2 separate regions of the Homo sapiens genome follow, and region 1 is linked to region 2. The links are chromatin loops, found by intact Hi-C in ENCODE. Cell type or tissue: K562. All regions are shown on one strand. Each heading gives the region's core, and the rest is flanking DNA. Links, peaks and the distances in the headings are about the cores only. Region 1 overlaps PNMA6F (PNMA family member 6F). Region 2 has its middle 6.4 kb from the start of PNMA6A.

Region 1 (5,364 bases), core at 228-5,227, 250 kb before region 2:
AGGCAGGAGCAGCAGGTGAGGCAGGAGCAGCAGGTGAGGCAGGAGCAGCAGGTGAGGCAGGAGGTGCAGGTGAGGCAGGAGGTGCAGGTGAGGCAGGAGGTGCAGGTGAGGAAGGAGGTACAGGTGAGGAAGGAGGTGCAGGTGAGGCAGGAGGCGCAGGTGAGGAAGGAGGTGAAGATGAGGCAGGAGCTGCAGGTGAGGCAGTAGGTGCAGGTGTGGTGGAGGCCTGGACCCAGTCATGGCGCCAGACCCTGCGGCCTCTGGTGAAAACTATGGCCTACCGGGAACTGAGACCCTTTTCCGGGAGGGAGCAGCCAGGCTGCGTGGAAGAGTCCTTTGAGAGCTGGTTGGAGGACGCCAAGGATATGCTGCAGCTGTGGTGCCACGCGTCGGAAAGGGAGAGAAGGAGGCGGCTGCTGGACAGCTTGGATGGCCTGGCCCTGGATATCGTGAGCGGCCTCCTGGAGGAAGATCCAGACTTCTCTGCGCAGGACTGCCTGACGGCGCTGGGGCAGGTGTTTAGGAGCCGGGATACATGGATGACCTCGCGGATGAAGTTCCTGACCTGCACGCAGGGGCCCCAGGAGGGGCTGTTTGCCTTCGTGGTGCGCCTGGAAGGCCTGCTGCAGAAGGCCGTGGAGAAGGGGGCGGTCCACCCAGCCATGGCCAACCACCTGCGACTGCGGCAGGTGCTGTCTCGGGCCCGCCCCAGCGAGGCACTCCAGGATACCCTGAGGAGGATGCAGCTGGAGAGGAGGCCACCTGACTTCCTGAGGCTGCTGCGGCTCATCCGGGACATGGAGGCGTGGGCAGCCTCCCTAGCAAGGAGCCAGCAGGGTGTGGCCTGGGCAGCGGCCCCAGTGGAGAGTGAAGACCCAGCTGCTGCCCAGGCCTCCCCGGCCCAGGGGGACGCCAGCGAGGCTGATCCCGGAGCAGAAGATGCTGATGAGGCTGCTTCCACCACCAAAGAGGCCGCCAGGGTTGCCCCTGCCACTGGGGAAGATGAAAATGCCCCTGCAGGCCTTGAAGGCCTAGGTCAGGGAAGGTCCCCCGACGCCCCTGGGGGCCTCCCAGCCAGGATGGGCAGTGCAGTCGACATGGCCCCAGGAGGTCCCAGCTGGGAGCCAGAGGGCCTTGTCCAGGTTGGAGGCCAGGAGGCTGAGGAGCCTCCCCAGGAGGGGCTCAAGCCCATCTTAGAGGAGTCAGAAAACGAGGATGAGGATGGGGCTGGGGAGGCGGGCAAGCCCAAGTCCCCCCCGGGCAAATAGGCTCTGAGGGCCCTGAGGGCTCCTCTCCTCTCAGGCAGCAGCACCCTGGAGGCAGACAGAGGCCAGGCCAGGGCCGGTCCCTCACCCCATGTTGGGAGCTGTGCCTCCCACCTCCCCTAATGGGTCCTGGCCACCACCACCAGCCCTTCCCAGTGACTCAGATGACCACGTTTGATACCAAATGGGGAGCTGGCCTGGAGGGAGCTCTGAGCGGCCAGCCTGAAGATGTCTGCCCCCCACCCCTTGTCCTGTGTTGGGAGAGATGGGGGAAAGAGGCCCTCTCAAGGGTGACAGCTGCCTACATGTCCCAAGAGGTGGCCCCCACTTGCCATCCCTGGGGCAGACTGCCCCCCGTTCCGGGAAGCCCACCCTCACCTCTGTAGGCCCCATAGTGACCCACGCGTCCGAACAGCAGACGCCCACTCACCCACCGCTAGCCATTGTTCCTACACAAAGTTGTATGCTGTGCGCCCATCGGTGCGGCTGCCTCTGGGCCTGGGGCACATGCTGTGAGCTTCCTGCTAGCCCAGGCTCTGCTAGCTGCTACCTGTCCCTTGTCGTGAGCACCACCTCTGCTTTCCTGGTGTAGATCTAGGCCAGGGGCTGCTTGTTCTCGTGGAGCTGTGTGTGTTCTTCTCTGAGCAGCTCCTCCCCGGAGGCCCCCAGCACAGTCCTGGGAGATGGTGGAAGGAGGCGCCAGGGCACGATGGACGCTCATCCTGTGACTGCTATGGTGAGCATGACCACGATGGTGCCCGTGACCATGATGGTGACCATGACTGTGTGAGGAAGAACCGGACCTGGGACAGAGCAGAGCTGCCCTGCCTGAGGCTCCCCGGGGAGCTTTGTGCTTTGGTGTTCTATTCCTGTTGTTACTTGTGACTCAGTTTCCTTGACTTGGGGGGGTGTTCCCTGCTGTGTTTTCAGTGTCCTGTGAGGGCTATAGGGCAGGGCCCTGCCCCAGCGGATGGGCTCGGGAGGGGGCTCCCTGAAGCCAGTGGACACTGCCAGAGTCCACCATCCTGGCAAGAGGCGGACCCTGGGGCCCTCAGGAAGGAGGGAGTTGGCAGCGGGGGCTGCAGCAGGAGTAGGAGCAGATGAGGCGTCTTGCCAGGAACCCCAGGAGGAGGGGGCCCGGGACCTGTGTGGGACCTGTGTCCTGTGGTGGCAATTTGCAGTTTCTCTCTGTGTTGTGATTCCCTTCTCTTCAATGGTTTCAGTACATGTTTCTCTTCAATAAACTTCATTCAGTGTTCCAGCCGGCCTCGCCTCTGCTCTGGGAGACTGGGGATGAGGTTTGCTGGGCATGGGGTTGGGTGGGGTGAGGGCCACAGTGGCCAGGCTGACACTGGGGTGTGTGCAGGGCAGGGTCCCTGAAGGCCTGTGGGGTTCTTTGGGCTGCATGGAGCCTGGCGACAGGATGTTGGTTTTCATGGGCAGTGGCTGATTGAATCCCCAGGGCAGCAATCCTCCTTGAGCACTGTGGCCAGAGGCGCAGTTCTTGATGGGGGCCTGAGGATCCTGGAACCCGCCCTCCTGAGCCCTCCTGGGACTGGCTCTCTCTCCCAACAGGCCAGGGAGCTCGCTACAAATGGAGGGTAGTCCTCGATCAGCCATTTAACTAACGCAGAGTCTGTGGGCGACAGAACTGGGACAAGTGATAGGCCCCTCCCTGCACATGTGTGGGGAGGGGACGGGATCATTGACTTGGACGTGGCGAGGGTCTCCCGGGGCTCACTCAGTCTGTGTCCACACACTTCCTCCGGCTGTTCTGGAGCACAGAGCCTCCGGCCATCCCCATGGCTCAGATGATAGCCAGGCTCCCCCAAAGCAGCCTCAGAGCCAATGCTGGGAATGGGTGGCTGCCCACCTGGGCTGAGGAATCCTGGATCTAGGCGACCTGTCTGCTTGAGCGGAGCTGCAGTCAGCAGGTCTGCAGGGCGGCAGGGGCCCTGGGAGACACTCGGCATACACAGGCCAGTGCAGGCATGGGAGGGGTAGTTTTGCGGGGCTGTCGGGGAGGGGCAGGGGGCGGCAGGTCTCTGGGGCTGGGCCTGCAGCCTCCTCGGCCTGAAGGTGCTTAACCGGTGTCTCAGGGACCCTTGTAGTGTGTCCCATCGGGGTGCCCTGCAGGCATGCCTGGGGCCCCCACTGTGTTCTGTTCTCCCTGCCTTCTTCAGGCTGGGCACAACCCCAGCATGTCCGTCCCTTGTGTCTCAGCAGGGCCAAGTCAACTGCTCACTTTCCAAGGGCCCCTCCAGATTTTGGGGACAGGGCAAGAGGAGAGGGCATAGAGCTTGGCTGACCTTGCCAGGGCCTGTCAGGGCTCCTTGGTTTTCCCTGTTCAGAGTGGACCTGTGTGTGCCGTGATTCCCGAGCAGGTGTGAGTGTGAGTGAGCGGGTGTGTTTGAGCGTGTGCGTGTGTGTGTCAGTGTGAGCATGTGCATGAGTTTCTGAGAATGTGTGTGAATCCAAGTGACAGCATGTGACTGCATCACTGAGCGTGTGTGAGTGGGAGGGTGTGGGGGAATGAGGCTGTGCCATTGAAGGTGAGCATGCATGTCGCTGAATGTGTGTGACACTGTGAGTGTGTCAGTGTGTGTCAGTGTGTGTGTGAGTTTGTGAGTCATTGTGCGTGCGTGCGCTGACTGCAAATGTGGGTGTGTCAATGAGCAGGCATGAATGCGTCATTCAATGTGTGTTTGTCACTCAATGTGTGTGCGCATGTGAGTGTGTCTGGAACATGAGTGTGTGAGTGAATGTGTGTGTGACTGTGTCAGTGGGCATGTGAGCACACAGGCTGGACAGTTGGGTTGTGAAACCCGGAAGGGATCTAGCCAGGGAGTCTGGAAGGAGGTACCGGGAGAAACCAGTTGCTTCCCCACCAGCCCAGAGCAAGGAGACTTTGTCGGGCCTGAAGGACGGGCCCCCCCGGGGGGCCACCTGTCCCCTTCATCCCAGCCAGGCCCTTGGTGCGTGCCAGCTGGCAGAGCTCCTACCATGCATTGTGTTTTGCTGCACAGTCCTCAACAAGTGCCCCTGAGGAGGGCGGCATGTGTGGCCTGGGGACAGAAAGGTCCATCAAGGTGCCTTCCTGGGTGCCCAAGGGCTGACCAAGCCCATCCAATAAGCAGCAGCCTCCTGGGCTCACAGAGGGCTTGAGCGGTGGATGAGGGAGCTGGATCAGAGCCCAATCATGGGGGTGAGGCTGAGCAGAGAGGACTCAGAGAAGTCCCGTCCTCAGGACTGTCCCGGAGTAGACAAGACTGAGAGGGGTCCCATCCTAAGGCCTGTCCCCTCAGCAGGGAGGACTGAGAGAGGTCCCGTCACCAGGCCTGTGCCTGATCAAAGTGGTCTGAGAGAGGTCTTGTTCTCAGGTCTTTCCCTCGAGCAGAGAGGAGTGAGAGAGGTCCTGTCCACAGGTATACCTCTGAGAAAATGAACTGAGACGGGTGCCATCATAAGACCTGTTCCTTAACGAGAGAGGACTGAGTTGGGTCTCTTGAGCAGACAGGCCTCTCTCCAAACCCTGAGCGGTGGGAACTGGGAAAGGTGCTGTCCTCAGCTCTGTCCCTGATCATAGAGAAATGGCAGAGGTCTCATTTTCAGGCCTGTTCCATGAGCAAAGAGGACTGAAAGAGGTCCCATACTCAGGTGTCCCCTGTGCAGAACAACAGAAATGTCTGACAGAGTACAACCCGCAGGTCTCTTTCTGATCAGAGAGGACTGAGAGAGGTCCCATCTTCTAGTCTGTCCCCTGAGCAAACAAAACTGAGAGGTCTCATCCTCAGGCGTCCCCTGAGCAGGAAGACTGAGAGGAGTCCTGTCCTCAGACCCATCCCTGGGCAGAGAGTCATAAGAGAGGTTCTGTCCACAGGCCCATCCTCTGTGTAAGAGGTCAGAGAGGGATCCCATCCTAAGGTCTGTCCCCTTAGCAGAGAAGACTGACAGCGGTCCTGTCCTCAGGCCTGACCCTGAGTAGAAAGCAGTGGGAGAGGTGTCCCCGGGCAGAGAAGACTGAGAGAGATGCTGTCTTCAGGTACCTGAGGCTTAGTGGGCAGAGAGAGGTCCTGTGCTGTGGCCTGTCTTCTGAGCA
Region 2 (5,364 bases), core at 278-5,277:
AAATCCACCCCATGTTGCCATGCCCCCAGCTCCTCTCACCACATTCCTGCCGATCTGGCCTGTTCAGCTGGCCCCAAAGCACAGGGCTTGTTCCCACCTTCGGCCTTTGCCATCCCTCCTTCCTCTGTGTGAGCCATCCAGGCCCAAGAACCTTCTGTGGCAGCAGCTTCCTCCTGCTCTTCCTCTCCCTCCTCCTCCTCCTCCTCCTATTCCTCCTCCTCCCCCTCCTCCTGCACCTCCTCCTCCTTCATGTCTCAGCTGAACTGTCCCCTCCTCCCATAGGCCCCCTCTGCTGGGACACACAAATCACGTGCCCTCGGTTTATATTCTTATTGGCGGCATCAGTACATGTGTCGGCACGTGAGAAATGCTGGTCTGAGTCTTTGCTTTTGGGTATCAGGGGCTCCCTCCCCAGGTGGCAAGCTAGAGCCCCAGAAGGTGGAGTGGACTTGCCTGTGTGTCTAGCCCATTTGCACTGCTATAGCAAAATACCTGAGACTGGGTAACTTGCAAAGAACAGAAATGTATTGCTCCCAATTCTGGGGGCTGGGAAGCTCAAAGTCAAGGCACTGGAGACTGGGAAACTTACAAAAGAACAGAAATTTCTTGTTCCCAATTCCGGAGGCTGGGAAGCCCAAGATCAAGGCACCAGTAGGTTCAGCATCTGGTGGGGGCTCAGTCTCTCCTTCCAAGATGGTGTCTTGTGCCTGCGTCCTCACATGGTCGTGGGGAGGGAACAGCAAAAAGGGGGCTTACCTAGTGCTTTCCAGCCTTTTACAAGGGACTCCTCTCATCCCCGAGGGCTCTGCCCCCATGGTCTCATTGCCTCCTAAAGGTCTCACCCCTTAACACTGCTGCGTTAGGGACTAACTTTCAACATGAATTTTGGCAGGGACACAACGTTCAAACCGTAGTACAGCGTTTCCTACCCTGAGATCCCCAGCACCTAGAACAGAGTGTGGCCCAGAGGAGGCTCTCGGTGCCTTCTTTCCAGCAAGTGCCTGAATCTGTCAGCCTGCTCCAGCCTGCCAGGGTACCGGGACCTTATCCTGAGGGCTGTGGGGAGCCCCGATGGGTTTGAAGCCAGGAGGTGGTGATGCTGAGACCGGCCGGCCAGACGTCTGGGGGAACTAATCAGCAGGATGGGAAGCCTGGAGCAGCGAGGGGGCTGCAGCCCAAGTCCAGGCCCCCCCGACCCCGGGGCTGGGCAAGGAGGGTCTAAGGGAAAGCAGAAGATACAGGCTCTAGAGAGGGAGAAGGCCCGGGGAGGGCTCAGGCAGGGTCCCGGGTTCCTTGTTGTGTGTGGACCGGGTGGAAGGCAGGACCCTTGTCTGACATGGGGATCATGCTGGCAGTTGTCTTTCCTCTTGCCTTTTGTGGAAAGAGGGGTGACGGGCATGGGGATGAGTTCCTGTGGCCGTGGTCACATTCAAGTGGCTCGTGTGACACCCAGGTAGACATTCGCTCTGCCCTCTTCCTCCCTCCCGCCAGCCTGCCACTCTCCATCTTCCCGTCCCTCCCCACCCTGCCCCGCAGCACCCAGCCCTGCCCTGTGGGCAGGCAGACTCCCTGGTAAAGGTAGAGGAATTGTATAGGTGGCCCCTGCTTGGTTTGGCTCCCAGAGGCTTCCATCTTTTTGGCTTGGTCCCCCTGATTGCCAGCAGAAGGCACTGCACAGAGCCAGCGTGCCCAGCAGATGTTGGACACCTGAAGGGATAAACACGGAAGCACTGTACTGTGAGGTGGCACTTGATTGGAGATGCTGCAATCAAGATTCACAGAAGGCTCTGGGTTGCTTGGTGACCAGACGCCTCCGTAGAGCACCTGCTGTAGTACTGGCTCTTGAGAAACAAGTCCCAAGGACAGCCAGCCTTGCTGAGTGCCTCCAACGCAGGCCGGGACGCAGAGGAGGTCTCCGTGTGTGTTTCTCCCCACCTGGTTGCCTCCCAGCTGGCTGACCTCGGACGTGTCCCTTACAGCCTCCACAGGTTGAGTGGGAGCATTGTCTGCTCTTGAACCAAGAAGGGCTTCTTTGCTGTGCACCACAATGTCCGAGGGCCCAGGCTCTGCACAGCCAACGGGGGCCCCCTTGTGTCCTCCAGGGAGAGCCTGGGGCTCCTCCCTACCGTCCTACCTCAGGCAGGGCCAAAGCTCCCCAGTCTGTGGCTTCGGGCCAGCTCCCCACCGGCCGCGGCCTGCTCTGACTGCTCAGAAGCTTCTTCCTCCAATGCCCTCTTTGATTCTGCTCCCGACGGCTCTCTGCCCTGCCCAGAGCCCACGACAGGTCCTTGGGCTGCCAGGCTAGCACCTGCCTCCTGCCATATGACCCTGCCATTCCCTGGCTGGCTGCCCCTACCTGGGGTGGGGGGAGCAGTACTTCCTCAGCTTCTGTCTGGCTGTGCCCCACCCACACACACACGGAAACACACACACACACACGCACGCACGCACGCACACGCACGCATGCACATGCACGTACAACCTGCCCTGCCCCTAGCCTGTCCTCCGCAGCCTCACAGGTGCAGGTGGCTCCTTCCCACCTAGCAGGGTTTTTCTGAGGGACAACCCGATGTGGCACGCCATGCTTCCCAGACTCAGGGTCCTGCTGGGCTGAATAAGTGTGAGCTTGTTCTGCGTTGGTCCTTGACACAGCTGGTTGCCTGTGGCACAGTCTTCAACTCATTGAAGTCAAGTCCCTCTGGAGGAGCGTTGGTGGGGCATTGGTTGTGGAGGCCGGTGGCAGTGGGCTGGGTGGTTCCATGGGGCTCAGGGTACAACTGCATTGGTGATCAGTCCTCTCTGCCTTGGTTTGGGATTGAAATGGCCTTCATAGCAAGCTCAGCCCGGTGCTTGCTCCCAGTGAGCTTGCCTGCAGCTAGATGCCATCAGCATCATTCCTCCCACAGCTGCCTTCCAGCTCCCTTCCTTCCTGTGTGTGCCACTGGCTCTTCCAACCCATGGGGCACACTCACTCTCCTCCCAAGGAGGCAGTGTCATCTGGGCATGGCTGGCCCTTTCTGCCAGGAGTCCAGGGATTCCTGTCAGAGGCCCCTGCTCCTGCTCTTTCTGCCCTCGAGCCTGCCGGCCCTCCTCACTTTGACTTTGGAGTTTGGATGGTGACTCAGCAGTCAACCAGCATTCAGGGGCAGGGCCACGGTTTCTGGGAGAGAAGCCTGCAGATGGCTGCACCCTGGTTCCAGGGACTCGTGTCCCTGTCCTCTCCTGGAGGACTCCGGGGTCCTGGCTTCCCAGGTGCTATGTGTGTTGAACGGTGTCTCATATCACATATCAGAGTGAATTTTGGGACCATGGTTGCCAAGGAAATATCAAGGTTTGGCTGGAGTTGGCCCCATAAGTGTTCTGTGCTGTGTTTCTCTGTTGCCTGCTTCCAAATTGCTCCGTGAAGTTCAGGCCATTCGTCTGTGTCCTTTTGGTTGGTTCTGTGGAAGATAGTTTCCTCGTTGGTCTAGTTAGCCACAAGAAAAAGATGCCCATGGTTTTCTCAAATCATGAGTTTGTGAGCACTGGGCAGTGATCAAGTTCCCTGGGGGATGCCACAATAAATTTTCCCTGTAGGCAAGACTTTAGGAGCAAACCAATAGGATAGCTCATAGTCATAGCTCACAGCAAGCAAGTTGCCTGCTTGAAGGATGGGCCTATGCTGTGAAAGTCTGTTGGAACTGAGCATATCAGGGTTCTCTAAATGGATAGAACTAATGGGATCTATATACATATATATATACACATATACATATATATATAAAAACTATATATACATATACATATATATAAACTATATATATATACACATATACATATATATATATATATGGGAGTTTATTAAGTGTTTATACTCCCATATATATATATGGGAGTTTATAACCATATATATATATATGGGAGTTTATTAAGTGTGTGTATATATATATATATATAATATATGTGGGAGTTTATTAAGTATTAACTTACACGATCACAAGATCCCACAATAGGCTGTCTGTAAGCTTGAGGAGCAAGGAGAGCCTGAGTCTCAAAACTGAAGAACTTGGAGTCCGATGTTTAAGGGCAGGAAGCATCCAGCATGGGAGAAAGATGCAGGCTGACAGGCTAGGCCAGTGTCTCTTTTCACATTTTTCTGCCTGCTTATATTCTAACCTCGATGGCAGCTGATTACATTGTGCCCACCCAGTTTAAGGGTGAGTCCGCCTTTCCCAGCCCACTGACTCAAATGTTAATCTCCTTTGGCAACACCCTCACAGACACACCCAGGAACAATACTTTATATTCTTCTATCCAATCAAGTTGACAGTATTAACCATCACACTGAGCTGGGCTGAACTGTGCCTCCTTGAGGACATACCACACTTTCTGGTAGAAATAAGGCTTTTAAGGGTGTCAGCTCAGAGGAGAGAAGGCAGCCAGCAGCACATGGCCTCCGGAAGATCCCAGGCCGTCCCTCTTGTGACACAATGTGACCCCATGGCCTGGAGTTTTGGATGGGGGGATGGGAAGAAGGTGAGTAGTGCTAGCTGACAAGAGCTACCTCTAGGGGCTTTTTGATGATCAGTCAAAACTCTAGTTTCCCAAGGGGAAGTGTGGCTCAAGACTGGAAAGAGACCCTGTCCAACAGAAATCTCCTTGTCTCCTGGCTCTGGTGTCTCTCCAACCTCAGCAGATGAGAGCACTCAGTAGTCCCTGGATTTAGCCAACATCTCGATCTCTGTAGCCACCTCTGGTGTATACGAATGCCCCCTCCAAGCTATCCCTAACACTGCTTCCTCGCTGACTTTTCTAGTTCACAGACATGAGCAGGTCATTCCTATCCTTCACAAATATCAGGGCAGTGGTCATTCCCTGAAGACCCAGGTGCCTTGCTGCACTTCTAGGGCAGAAGTCCAAAGTTGTTAGCAAAGTACTTAGCATTACAGACCCTTCGTGGCCCTGTCTGACCTCCCTATGGAGCTATTGTCTTCTCCTTGCCTCTCTGTCCATCACCCTGGGACCCAGCCACACTAACTTTCACTACAGCCTCCAAATATCTACAGATCATTCAACCCCATTCATCAAAGAGTGAGTGCCTTGGCTGTGGAGAGCTCACCAGGACTGCAAGTTTTGAGAGAAGGGAAACAAATGATGTAGGGCCAAAGATCAGCCCAGATATCAGCTTAGAAGCACTTACAGTCTATGGCAAAGCAAAGGAAGAATGCAAACAGCATGTGGCATTCTCACTGAGTTGTGCAATTGAATGCCACTGGGGTTTCTAGAATTTGCAGTCACTGTACAGAAGAGAAGGGAAATGAGCAAAGAAAGAGCTCCAGAGCACCTCACAAAGTTCCCACTGAGTCTTTGGCTGCATACTAAGTT

The links. A loop is a pair of places that touch in the nucleus more often than their neighbours do. Peaks named below come from ENCODE experiments on the same cell type or tissue, not always from the same donor. Only the 100,000 strongest peaks of a DNase experiment are listed, where the experiment ranks them.
Region 1: a loop joins it to region 2, with 12 times the contacts of the local background. A loop is called at or near these places in 5 of 110 quality-filtered maps.

The regions. Positions count from the first base shown.
Region 1 is chrX:153,314,842-153,320,205 of GRCh38, reverse strand. It overlaps PNMA6F (PNMA family member 6F), which reads left to right. Exons shown (of 2, transcript NM_001354980.2): 2 at 1-2,526. The coding sequence ends at 1,268. Among named protein-coding and RNA genes, the nearest start is that of PNMA6F, 4.2 kb to the left of the region's middle. In K562, for the core only: no CTCF peak of the experiment used is centred there; no DNase peak of the experiment used is centred there.
Region 2 is chrX:153,063,357-153,068,720 of GRCh38, reverse strand. No RefSeq gene overlaps it. Among named protein-coding and RNA genes, the nearest start is that of PNMA6A, 6.4 kb to the left of the region's middle. In K562, for the core only: no CTCF peak of the experiment used is centred there; a DNase peak (open chromatin) is centred at 3,140.